Regions from separate parts of the Homo sapiens genome. Here region 1 is linked to region 2. Evidence: read pairs that join two places in POLR2A ChIA-PET (ENCODE). Cell type or tissue: Panc1. All regions are shown on one strand. Links, peaks and the distances in the headings refer to the core of each region. The heading gives the core; the rest is flanking DNA.

Region 1 (2,500 bases), core at 1-2,500, 150 kb before region 2:
GTTTAACGGTGTTTCTGTTAGTATGATCACATAGTTCACATAGTTTGAATTTGACCCCTTCCTGTGTTGGGATACAATGTTGCCCTCACTTATTTACCAGCATAGCTGGATCATTCATGGAGGACTTACATATTAGTACCTGCAAGGTTGATTTTTTTTTTTTTTTTTTTTTTGAGACGGAGTCTCGCTCTGTCGCCCAGGCTGGAGTACGGTGGCACGATCTCGGCTCACTGCAAGCTCCGCCTCCTGGGTTCACACCATTCTCCTGCCTCAGCCTCCTGAGTAGCTGGGACTACAGGCGCCCGCCACTGCACCCGGCTAATTTTTTTTTTTTTTGTATTTTTAGTAGAGACGGGGCTTCACCTTGTTAGTCAGGATGGTCTCAATCTCCTGACCTCGTGATCTGCCCGTCTCAGCCTCCCAAAGTACTGGGATTGCAGGCGTGAGCCACCGTGCCTGGCCGCAAGGTTGATTTTTTTCCCAGAAGGCCTCCTCTTTCTACGGATATTCATTTTCTATACAAATTGAGATTTTACTTCACCTCAGATTGTTGTTAGGTGGCACTTGGGAATGAGTGCTCCAGGGACAGTGCTGAATTCTGAAGCTGACTATGGAGTTAATGCCCCATCTCATCTTGATGTGCCTCTCTCTCGGTTTCTTTCTGACAAGCCATTGGGCAACCTCAGCCAGGAAGTAAATGTCACTTCTTTTGAGTTTCTGAGACTTATGACTTAACATTTGTAGGAAACTTTTTTTTCTAAGTTTTTTGTCTTTGGAAAATTTAGCTTTATATATTGAATACCAAATTCTTTTTTTTTTTTTTTTTTTTTTGAGACAGGGTCTCACTCTGTCACCCAGTCTGGAGTGCAGTGGCGCAATCATGGCTCACTGCAGCCTTGACCTCTTGGGCTCAAGCTATCCTCCCACCTCAGCCTACCGAGCAGCTGGGACTACAGGCGTGCACCACCATGCCTGGCTACTTTTTATAAAAAAATTTTTTGTAGAGATGGGGTCTCACTGTGTTGCCCAGGCCGATCTCGAACTCCTGGGCTCAAGACATCTTCCTGCCTTGGCCTCCCAAAGTGTTAGGATTACTGCTGTGAGCCACCACACTGGGCCCAAATACCAAATTCTAAATAGAATTGGAAATTGTGTTATTGAGGATTTAGTGATTACTCTTCCCTATGTCTTGTTAAGTAATTCTTCTCAAGTTGTTTGCCTTTTTCCCTCTGTTTCTCTCACCAGTTATACAGTGGGGTTTTCCAGAGGCTCTATGACGCGACAGCATCATCACTCTGGTGGTTAATGGAATGTGTGTTTGTGTATTTCTGAGTTCTCTAGAGTTTTGTAAGTTGGTAGGTATTGGTAGAATTGGAAAATTTTTAACATTTAAATTTTAAAAAATTCCTTTTTTTTCACATGCTGTGGTAGGCAGAGATAAAATATTCTCTCATGAAGTCTGTATTCCAATTTTGGGGACAGTATAGCTCTAAGGAAATACAGTTTTCAGTGCTGTTGTGGAAGAGGGAGTAACAGTTTTGATGTAGAACTTTTATGAAAAAGCAAAATGGTAGAGAGCAACAACAGTAAAAGGGTTAGAGTTAAGGTTCCCCTCTCACCAAATGATAATGGGGTAAATGTTGGAGGATTTGCTGCTGCTGTGCTTACAATCAAACCTTCCTTCATATTACTGTTTTGTAATTCATTCTACACTGAAATAGTTCATTGTACCTAACACTGCTCCAGCCAGCTTTTGAGGCACTGACTTCACCCTCAATTTCTCTTAAGAGGAAGAGGGAAAAAAATCTCTCACTCGCTACTTCACAGAATCTGTGTTGTTATACATGGAACTTTGTTATGGAGAGTAATTTTTATTTTAGACACATTGTAAATGTTTCTTACAATGATTATTTTTAAAGCAAGCTCTAGAGTTTCCAAAACTGGGCATTGAGTAGAATCCAGCATCGTAATAATTCAGATTTGGTTCCTGTTTGCCCTTGTACTGTGCTGGAGCTCACTGTCCTGGAGCTCAAGGGAACCCACTGGCACTAGAGGTGTATTGAGTTGAGTCAATGGAACACCTGTCAGCTTCCATCTCGATACCATAGGGAGCATGAATGTTCAAGCTCTTGCTGCTAGAAGTGATGAAAGTGGCTGCCGTTATGGTTTTTATTAATAGCTTTTTTTTTTTGTAAAATGTCCTTTTAAATGAAGACAAGTTTACTTTATGAAAAATAATCAAGTTTATGCTTTGTGCTTTTGTCACTGTGTGTTATACTTCAATTTAAATCGGAGGCTGAAACCAGAGGTTCGCTTGAGGCCGGGAGTCCAAGACCAGCATCGGCAAACTAGTAAGACCCCATCTCTACAAAAATAAATAAATAAATAAATAAATAAATAAATAAATAATAAATGAAAATAAATGTTAGCTTCCAGAGGTAACTACTCCCTATACATTTAGACATATATAAAATATGAGAAGTTAAGAAATTTTTCACAA
Region 2 (7,949 bases), core at 2,649-5,148:
CAGCCAGCCAGGAACTGAAGCCCTAAATCCAACAGTCTGCAGTGACCTGAATCCTGCCAACAATCACTGAATGAGCTTGGAAGCAGATCGTATTGCACTTGAATTCTGAGATGACTGTGGCCGACACCTTGGTTGCAGTCTTGTGAGAGACCCTGAGCTCAAGAGCCCAGCTAAGCCATGTCTAGATTCCTGACCCATGGAAACGGAGATGACAAATATTGTTTTGAGCTACCAAGTTTGTTGTGCAGCTAAATTTAACTAATACAACAACTAAATGCATCCTGAACTAGATCCTGAAACTGAAAAAAAGGATTACTGTGAAAGACACTATTTAGATAATTGGTAAAATATGAATAGGGACAAAATAGATAATATTGTCTCAATGTTAACTTTCCTGAGTGATAGCTGTACTGTGGTTTTATAAACAGAAGTTTTGTTCATTAAAGATTTTGTAGCAGGACCGGTCTTAGACAAGACCTCTCGGACACCAGTTTTAGGAAGGAATAGGCTTTAATCAGCTGGGAGCATTGGTAGACTCGTGTCTCAAGATCTGAGCTCCCCGAAGTCAAGATTCCTGTCCCTTTTAAGAGCTTACAACTAACTAAGGTGTCCAAGTGAAAGGGTCATGATACATTGTGCAAGCGGGGGCTACGTGACTGGGGCTGCATGCACCGGTGATCAGAACAGAACTGAACCGAACAGGGAGTTACACAATGCTCCCTCATGCAATGTCTGGAATCTATAGGTAACATAAGCGATTAGGTCAGGGGTCAATCTTTAACTACTAGGCCTGGGGTGTGGTGATGGGCTGTCTGACTATTGAATTTCACTTCTGCCTTTTCTTTAACTCCTACTTTCTCTTTCCTTTGAGGCAGAAATTAGGCAGAAGACAATATGAGACGTGGTCTCCTCCCTTAGTCCCCCCTTTGAGAACCTCACTTATTAGTGGGAGTTCTCATCTTCATCTTCACTATCTAGGTTTTCTTGTAAGACAGATCAATAGCAATTCATGTAGTACACTTGTGCTGAAGTATTTTGATGGACTAAGTTGTAACAAAACTTTTTATTACTTGAAGGAGCAAGGGCAGCACACAGGGAAGCAACAGGCAGGTTCCTATTATAATTTCTATTATAAGAGTTTTAAATCCTCTTAGCACTGGAAACCATTTTCTAAACATGGTCCCAGGATCAAACCCATGCCACACTTGCACGGGCACAAGTGCCAGCTTTGTTATATCTTTAACTATATTTTTAACTACTTGCCCTTTATGTGCAGGCAGCAATTGGTTAGGTTAAATTTCCCACAAACTCCTCTTTCAGCTGCTAGCAAGTAACCTAGGGCTAGTCTATTCTGATAAATGGCATTTCTCATCAGGGTTTCTTGCCTGGCTAAAACGGTCAAAGCTCTGCCAGTTTCATTAGTGATTATTTCTTTTTTTTTTTTTTGAGATGGAGTCTCACTCTGTCACCCAGGCTGGAGTGCAGTGGCACGATCTTGGCTCACTGCAAGCTCCGCCTCCCAGGTTCACACCATTCTCCTGCCTCAGCCTCCCAAGTAGCTGGGACTACAGGTGTCTGCCACCACACCTGGCTAATTGCTTTTTTGTATTTTTAGTAGAGATGGGGTTTCACTGTGTTAGCCAGGATAGTCTCGATCTCCTGACCTCATGATCCACCTGCCTCGGCCTCCCAAAGTGCTGGGATTACAGGCGGGAGCCACCACGCCTGGCCCATTAGTGATTATTTCTAAGACAGCTTGTAACCGTATAATCTGGTTGAGCACATAGATGGGGGTTCGGCATCCCTATGAGCAGTCTTGTGCCCATGTGGCAGGCCCATAGTACTGTATGATTCTTTCAGGGGGCCACTCATCATTTTTCCAATTGCCTATGGCTGTGCTCCTCTTTTCTCGGGAAGCATAGACAGGGAAGGCTAGGAGGTCACCCATTTTTATGGGCAGTAGGAAAAAGGATGGCTTAATGGTGCTAACAACACAACTACCTGCCCATTGGTCAGGTAGTTTGGTATAGGCTCTATGCCCGCATATCCAGTATAGTCCAGCTGGAGCCATCCAGTCCTGGTGAGACTCTGGATGGACCCAAACAGTTTTCAACTTAGGAAACTTACTAAATGGATTTTTCTTAGTATGGTTTAGACCCCACCAGGTGACTGTTCTTAATTTTATTTCAAAAACTGTGACCACAGGGGGCTCAGATGGGTTATAACACACATCAGGCTGGTGAGTTCCTGGGCTACATACCTTGTACTGGGTGGCATTATACAAACAAGTCCCTTTTAGGGTTCCAACATATTTACAATAACTATAGAACAAAATGACAGTTTTAACTTTTTGCCCTACCTCAGTGACCTGATATATACACTAGGAACAGTCCCTGGTTTGAGGGAGGTCAGTTGAAGTCCTTACTGTACAAGTCCAAAATTTAAGGAAAGTAAGTCCCATGGTGAGTTTCATTACACTTCGGCCGTGCATGGACCAGTTGGCTTCCAGGTGTAACTGGAGCAGGGCTTGTCATCTTCCTCAGAGTCACTTTGCAGGGATTGTCTGTGCTTGGTCTCGCCTCCCAGGTCTCAGGTGCTGCGGGTTTCAGGCGGCTGTGGTGGATCCAGGCTGGGATTCCTTCTACTTTCACAGCTGTGGGAGTGGTCAAGATGGCGGTCTGGGGTCCTTTCCACTGTGGCTCCAAGGGGGCTACGTTCCAATCCTTGATCCATACCCAATCGCCTTTGCTGTCTTCTGTACCAAGTCATCCACAAATGCTAACCCGTTGTCCGAGCCGATTTGCAAGGGCAGTCCAAACCTAGGGATGAGATCTCCACATTTGGGGGTCTCGGTGAAGTCTACCTGGGAATCTTCAAAGGGGGCTGCTCCATAAGCCTGTATGCCAGGCGGGATGGTTGGACCTTGCCTAGCATTGTGCTGCCGGCAGGTGACACACTGTGGCACCACTGTTTTGCCAAGGGCTGACAGATGTAAGATGTAGAAGTACAACTTTTTAAGTGACTCTTGGCCCAGGTGGGTGGACTCATGCACAGCCAGTACAACTGCGGCTCCTAGCAGTTGTGACATGGCTATTCTTCTGTCCAATAACCAGATCCATCCTTTTTCTATCACCTGCCTTCCCTCCGGCTGATGAAATGCCAGGGTGAAAGGGATAGCCAATTGGTGTAAAGCAAAAATGCCACTCCAGTTATTTGGCAGAGTGTCCAGTAAAGGTCCACCACAATACCACCACACATCCGCTTGGAGATGAACAAGGGCTGACTTGTTGGTAAGCTCTTGAAAGTTCTTAAACTCACTACATCCCTTCAGGTCTCCAAGGAAAACTAAGTTTCCTCCCTGTTGTGAGAGACACAAAGTGAACTTAGTGTTGGGAGACGGAAGCTGGATGGCCCTTGGGGGCTGACCCTCAGGGTACTGAACTTCGGGATATAGCAGAGAGAGAACTTGGCATGACCTTTACTTCAGGCTGTGGAATCCTGGAAAAGAGCTACCATGCAGCCCACGCCTGGTCAACTGGAGGACCACCTTAGTGGAAAGGGGACAATCTGGGCCTCTGGCCTGCCACGTGCACAAACATAACAATTGCTTTTGTTTAACGTGCGGACGGAATATTTGATCCTTTCCAACCAGGCATTTGCATCTTGGTATCCTGCCTTAATTGCCAAAGTTTGTTTTAAGTCTTTAACTTCTATGATACTCTAGTAAAATGAATGTATGGTTTTAGGAAATTACAAAAACCAGTTGGGGCAGTCATCCTTGCTCTTTAGTGATCCACAGAACATTGGACCAACTATGGCATAAAAGCTCTACATCAGGGGGCAATACTCCAGGTTGACACTGGGGTCTATCAAAATCTCCCCGGATTAAATGATCCCAATTTACTAATGCCCAGTCTGAGGACAGTCAGGAGGGACAGAGGTACTTTTCTGAAGTAGAGAGCTGTCTTTGAGACTTGGCAAGTCCCCACAGGGTATAACAAGGCAAGCATTAAATGCAATAGTTTGAGGCGAAATTGACTTGGTTATGTTAATAACTAGATGGTCAGCAATAGAACTAGGAAAGAAGAAAGAGTAATAGAATAGATGAAAGAGTTAAATTTTTCTTAGCTTTAGTTTGGTAGGGTTTTCCCCTGGGACTATGGCCCACAACTCCGGACCGGGTGGCGCTTTCTTGACTCGGGTGTGATGAGTCCATCCTTTTTTGCTGTACGAGCAGCAGTCTCGGTGGTTAGCAGCACAAAGTAGGGTCCTTCCCAGGCTGGCTGGAGTTTTCCTTCTTTCCACCCTTTGATGAGAACGTAATCTTCAGGCTGGTGCTGGTTTACAGGAAATTCTAGGGGTGGTACATGTGCTAAAAGACTTTTAGTTTTGAGGGAAAGGAAAGTGGAAGATAAACCAAGTATATAATTTCTAAGAAATTGACCTTTTGTTTTAAATGTGGGGTCATCAGCAGCAGATTTTATAGTCCTTGGTGCCTTTTTACTGAGAAATTTCCTTTAGCACCTATATTTATTAGTTTTTAGGCCAAAGAAAGCCATATACCATTTTATATCTGACGATGCTTCCTGTATGATTTTTATACCAGATAAGCTAAAGTTCACCTTTATATTAGTGTGTTATTAATGTCAAACTTAGTTTTAATAAAACTTTGTAGACATATTTATTCAATTTTTGATGTCTGACCATAAGGTAAGATTTTTATAGACTCTTTTTAACCTATTATAATTTTTGTTAAAGAGCAGGTTAGTGCTTTAAGAAAAACCCGTTGTGTTTTTACTTTAATGTCCAGTTCACAGAAAAACTGGATGATACCTCTTTAACTTTAGCCAATATGTTTATACACAGAATTTCTTTTACAATTAACGTTTTAAAACTTGCTTAAACCTTCAAAACAAAAACAATTTTTTAACTTTTTAATGTAGATAAAAATCCACATTTTTATGCCTCCTTATAATCCTTTTACTAAAAGTATATTTTACTTTCCTCATACACCTTGCATATAAACTGTTTCTTCAATAGTTTTACATTCAGGAGGCCTAATTACTTTTAAATTATACAACATTTCTTGCGTAAATTCCTTTTTTATAACACACATTTTTTTCTTCTTTCACGACTTTTACAGACAATTCTTCGACATGTCTCAATTTTCTGACTTATTGCAAACATCCTTTTCTTTAAACAACCAGTTAATTTATTTTAGGACAAGAATTTACCATATAACATTCTTTTTACATAAACTCCCCCCTGCCCCCCTCTCCCCCCCCCCCGCTTTTTCTCTCTCTTTTTTTTTTTTCCCCTAATTTCCCGGGAGGAACCATCTATCGTCCAGTCTTGAAGGGGGTTCCTCCTAGGTCTGGTCGGACCTTTGTAAGGTAATTAAGATTTAAATCCCTTGTTAGGAAACCTGCTGGGTTAAGGGAATTTTTATTGGTTAATATTAAATCATCTTTTTCTAACAGAATAGCCTCATACTTTAAGATTTTTGAGTCAGGAAGTTACGTTTTTGCTTTTTTTTTTTTTTTAATTTAGGATAGTTCTGAACTGGTGAAGTGTGCTCACAACGAGGTTTCCTCTAAAAGTTATTTTTCTACTTGCTTCTGTTAGCAAAGCCGTTGCCGCTGCAGATTGAATGTATATGGGCCATCTGTGGATTACTGGGCTAAGAAATTTTGATAGGGAGGCTACGGATTGCCAGTGGCCTCAGTGCTTTTGGGCTATGCCCTTGTTTACGCTGACAACAAAGTGGTATTGGAGTGTTACATGGTCACGGAGAAGACCTTTAATTATCAATTATAGGTTCCAAATTTAGCTTGGCTTTTAAAGGACTAGGACACACTGTTTTTTTCTTAACTACTTGTATATCTCTCTTTTTCTCTCTTTGACTTTCTTTTTTTCTCTTTGACTTTCTTTTTATCTCTGTCTCTTCCTCTCTCTGCCTCTCTCTCTCTTTGACTCCTCTTTGTCTCTCTGTCTCTTCCTCTGTCTTTCTTTCTCTCTTTGCCTCTTGTATTCTCTCTCTCTTTCCTCTCTCTCTTTCTCCTCTCTCTCTTTTTCTCTCTGCTGGTCTTTCCTTGCCTCTGTGAGCCGCGTATTCTGCTGTTCTCCTCTCTCCTTCCTCTTCCCCAAGGGAAAGGACCGACGGGAGTGGAGCTACTCTTTCTTCCTTGGCTGTCTGTCCCTTTGCCACTAGTACTACTACTGCTGCCTGTCCTCTTAACCACTGTGAGGGGTCTAAAACCAGCTGCAACCAAGTATCTATGTATGGAAACTGATCTGGGTGTCCTGATTTACCAGTTACTTTGTGCCATACCTTTGAAACTAGGGACCTGTCTAGGCTTCCTTCTGATGGCCATCCCACCTCTAATGCCGGCCAATCTATCTCACCAAAGCTTTAAGCTTTTCAGGTGTCATAGCGATTCCATAGGCCCCATTGAATCCTTTCTTGAAATTCTTTAACATAGTTCCTAACGGGGTAGGCTTACTTTGTGTTTTACTCATTTTCCTCTCTCAGGAGACAAAACAACACTCTTACCACAAAGAGGGAAGGGGAGAGGGGGCAAAAAGTCACCCGCTAACCAAGCAATTCACACTAAAACCAAAGTACGGATAAGGAGTTACTCATTCATTAAGCAATTTGAGCCAAGTCAGAACCGAAATCAAAGCCAAAACAGTTCAAATCCGAAGGTCAATACTGAAATCTAAACCAAAACAGTGCGAATCTAGTCAAAATCAAAACCAAAACCAAGGTACCGATAAAAGCACGTTGTGGGTGATCAGGCCAGGCTTCCACTCAAATGGAGTGGGCAAGTTCCAAGACCGCTTCTTACCATATTCCAGATGTCCGGACACCAAGCGACTCCAAGCGCCGATTCCTTGCCGGTGTTCATCCGCTGCGTTAATCCTCCGCGGGGCCCTACCATGCCCTGCTCTGGAGAGGCATTCCACCCGGGCAATTCCCTACCCGGGAGCGCTCTTTTCGCGTCACTAAAGCCTGCCAGAGTCCCCCGCAGGGATGCTCCACAGGGCAGGCCTAAGCCGCCTAAGGGGCTGCCTCAACCGTCCACTAATCACCTGGCTTCTTGGTCAGGGAACCAAGAAATGTAGCAGGACCTGTCTTAGACAAGACCTCTCAGACACCCGTTTTAGCAAGGAATAGGCTTTAATCAACTAGGAGCATTGGTAGACTCGCATCTCAAGATCCGACCTCCTCGATGTCAAGATTCCTGTCCCTTTTAAGGGCTTACAACTAACTAAGGGGTCCAAGTGAAAGGGTCGTGATACATTGTGCAAGCGGGGGCTATGTGACTGGGGCTGCATGCACCAGTGATCATAACAGAACAGAACTGAACAGGGAGTTAAACAATGCTCCCTCATACAATGTCTGGAATCTATAGGTAACATAAGTGATTAGGTCAGGGGTCGATCTTTAACCACCAGGCCTGGGGTGTGGCGCCAGGCTGTCTGACTATTGAATTTCACTTCTGCCTTTTCTTTAACTCCTACTTTCTCTTTCCTTTGAGGCAGAAATTAGGCAGAAAACAATATGAGAGATGGTCTCCTTTAATTTAGGGTTATGATTTTTGCCATTTCCTCTCAGATGGTTCAGAAATAATAAGTAATATTATATATATAACAAATAATTATAAAGTTTTATCCATATATTAATTTATCTGTTGCATAACTACCTCAAAACTTAATGCCTTAAAACAACAGAAATGTATTATTTCTCACAATTTTGTGGATTAACTGGATTCAGCTGGAAGATTCCTTTGCTCTGTATGGCATTAACTGAGATCATGCACTCTGCTTCGGTCAGCTGGGCTGGGCTGGGCTAGAAAGTCCAAGAAAGCTTCACTCACATGTATAGCACCTTGTTGTTTCTTAATATGGCCTCTATGGCTCAAGCTATGTGACTACCTTGGGTTTCC

Evidence for each region. ChIA-PET counts read pairs that join two places held together with the same protein. Peaks named below come from ENCODE experiments on the same cell type or tissue, not always from the same donor. Only the 100,000 strongest peaks of a DNase experiment are listed, where the experiment ranks them.
Region 1: POLR2A ChIA-PET joins it to region 2 with 8 read pairs; 2 of 35 experiments call an interaction of 5 or more read pairs at or near these places.

Annotation. Positions count from the first base shown.
Region 1 is chr10:72,093,543-72,096,042 of GRCh38, reverse strand. ASCC1 (activating signal cointegrator 1 complex subunit 1) reads left to right here. Exons shown (of 10, transcript NM_001198800.3): 10 at 1-11. Among named protein-coding and RNA genes, the nearest start is that of SPOCK2, 6.2 kb to the right of the region's middle. In Panc1, for the core only: no CTCF peak of the experiment used is centred there; no DNase peak of the experiment used is centred there; H3K27ac peaks cover 1,903 bases.
Region 2 is chr10:71,939,010-71,946,958 of GRCh38, reverse strand. No RefSeq gene overlaps it. Among named protein-coding and RNA genes, the nearest start is that of CHST3, 21 kb to the left of the region's middle. In Panc1, for the core only: no CTCF peak of the experiment used is centred there; no DNase peak of the experiment used is centred there.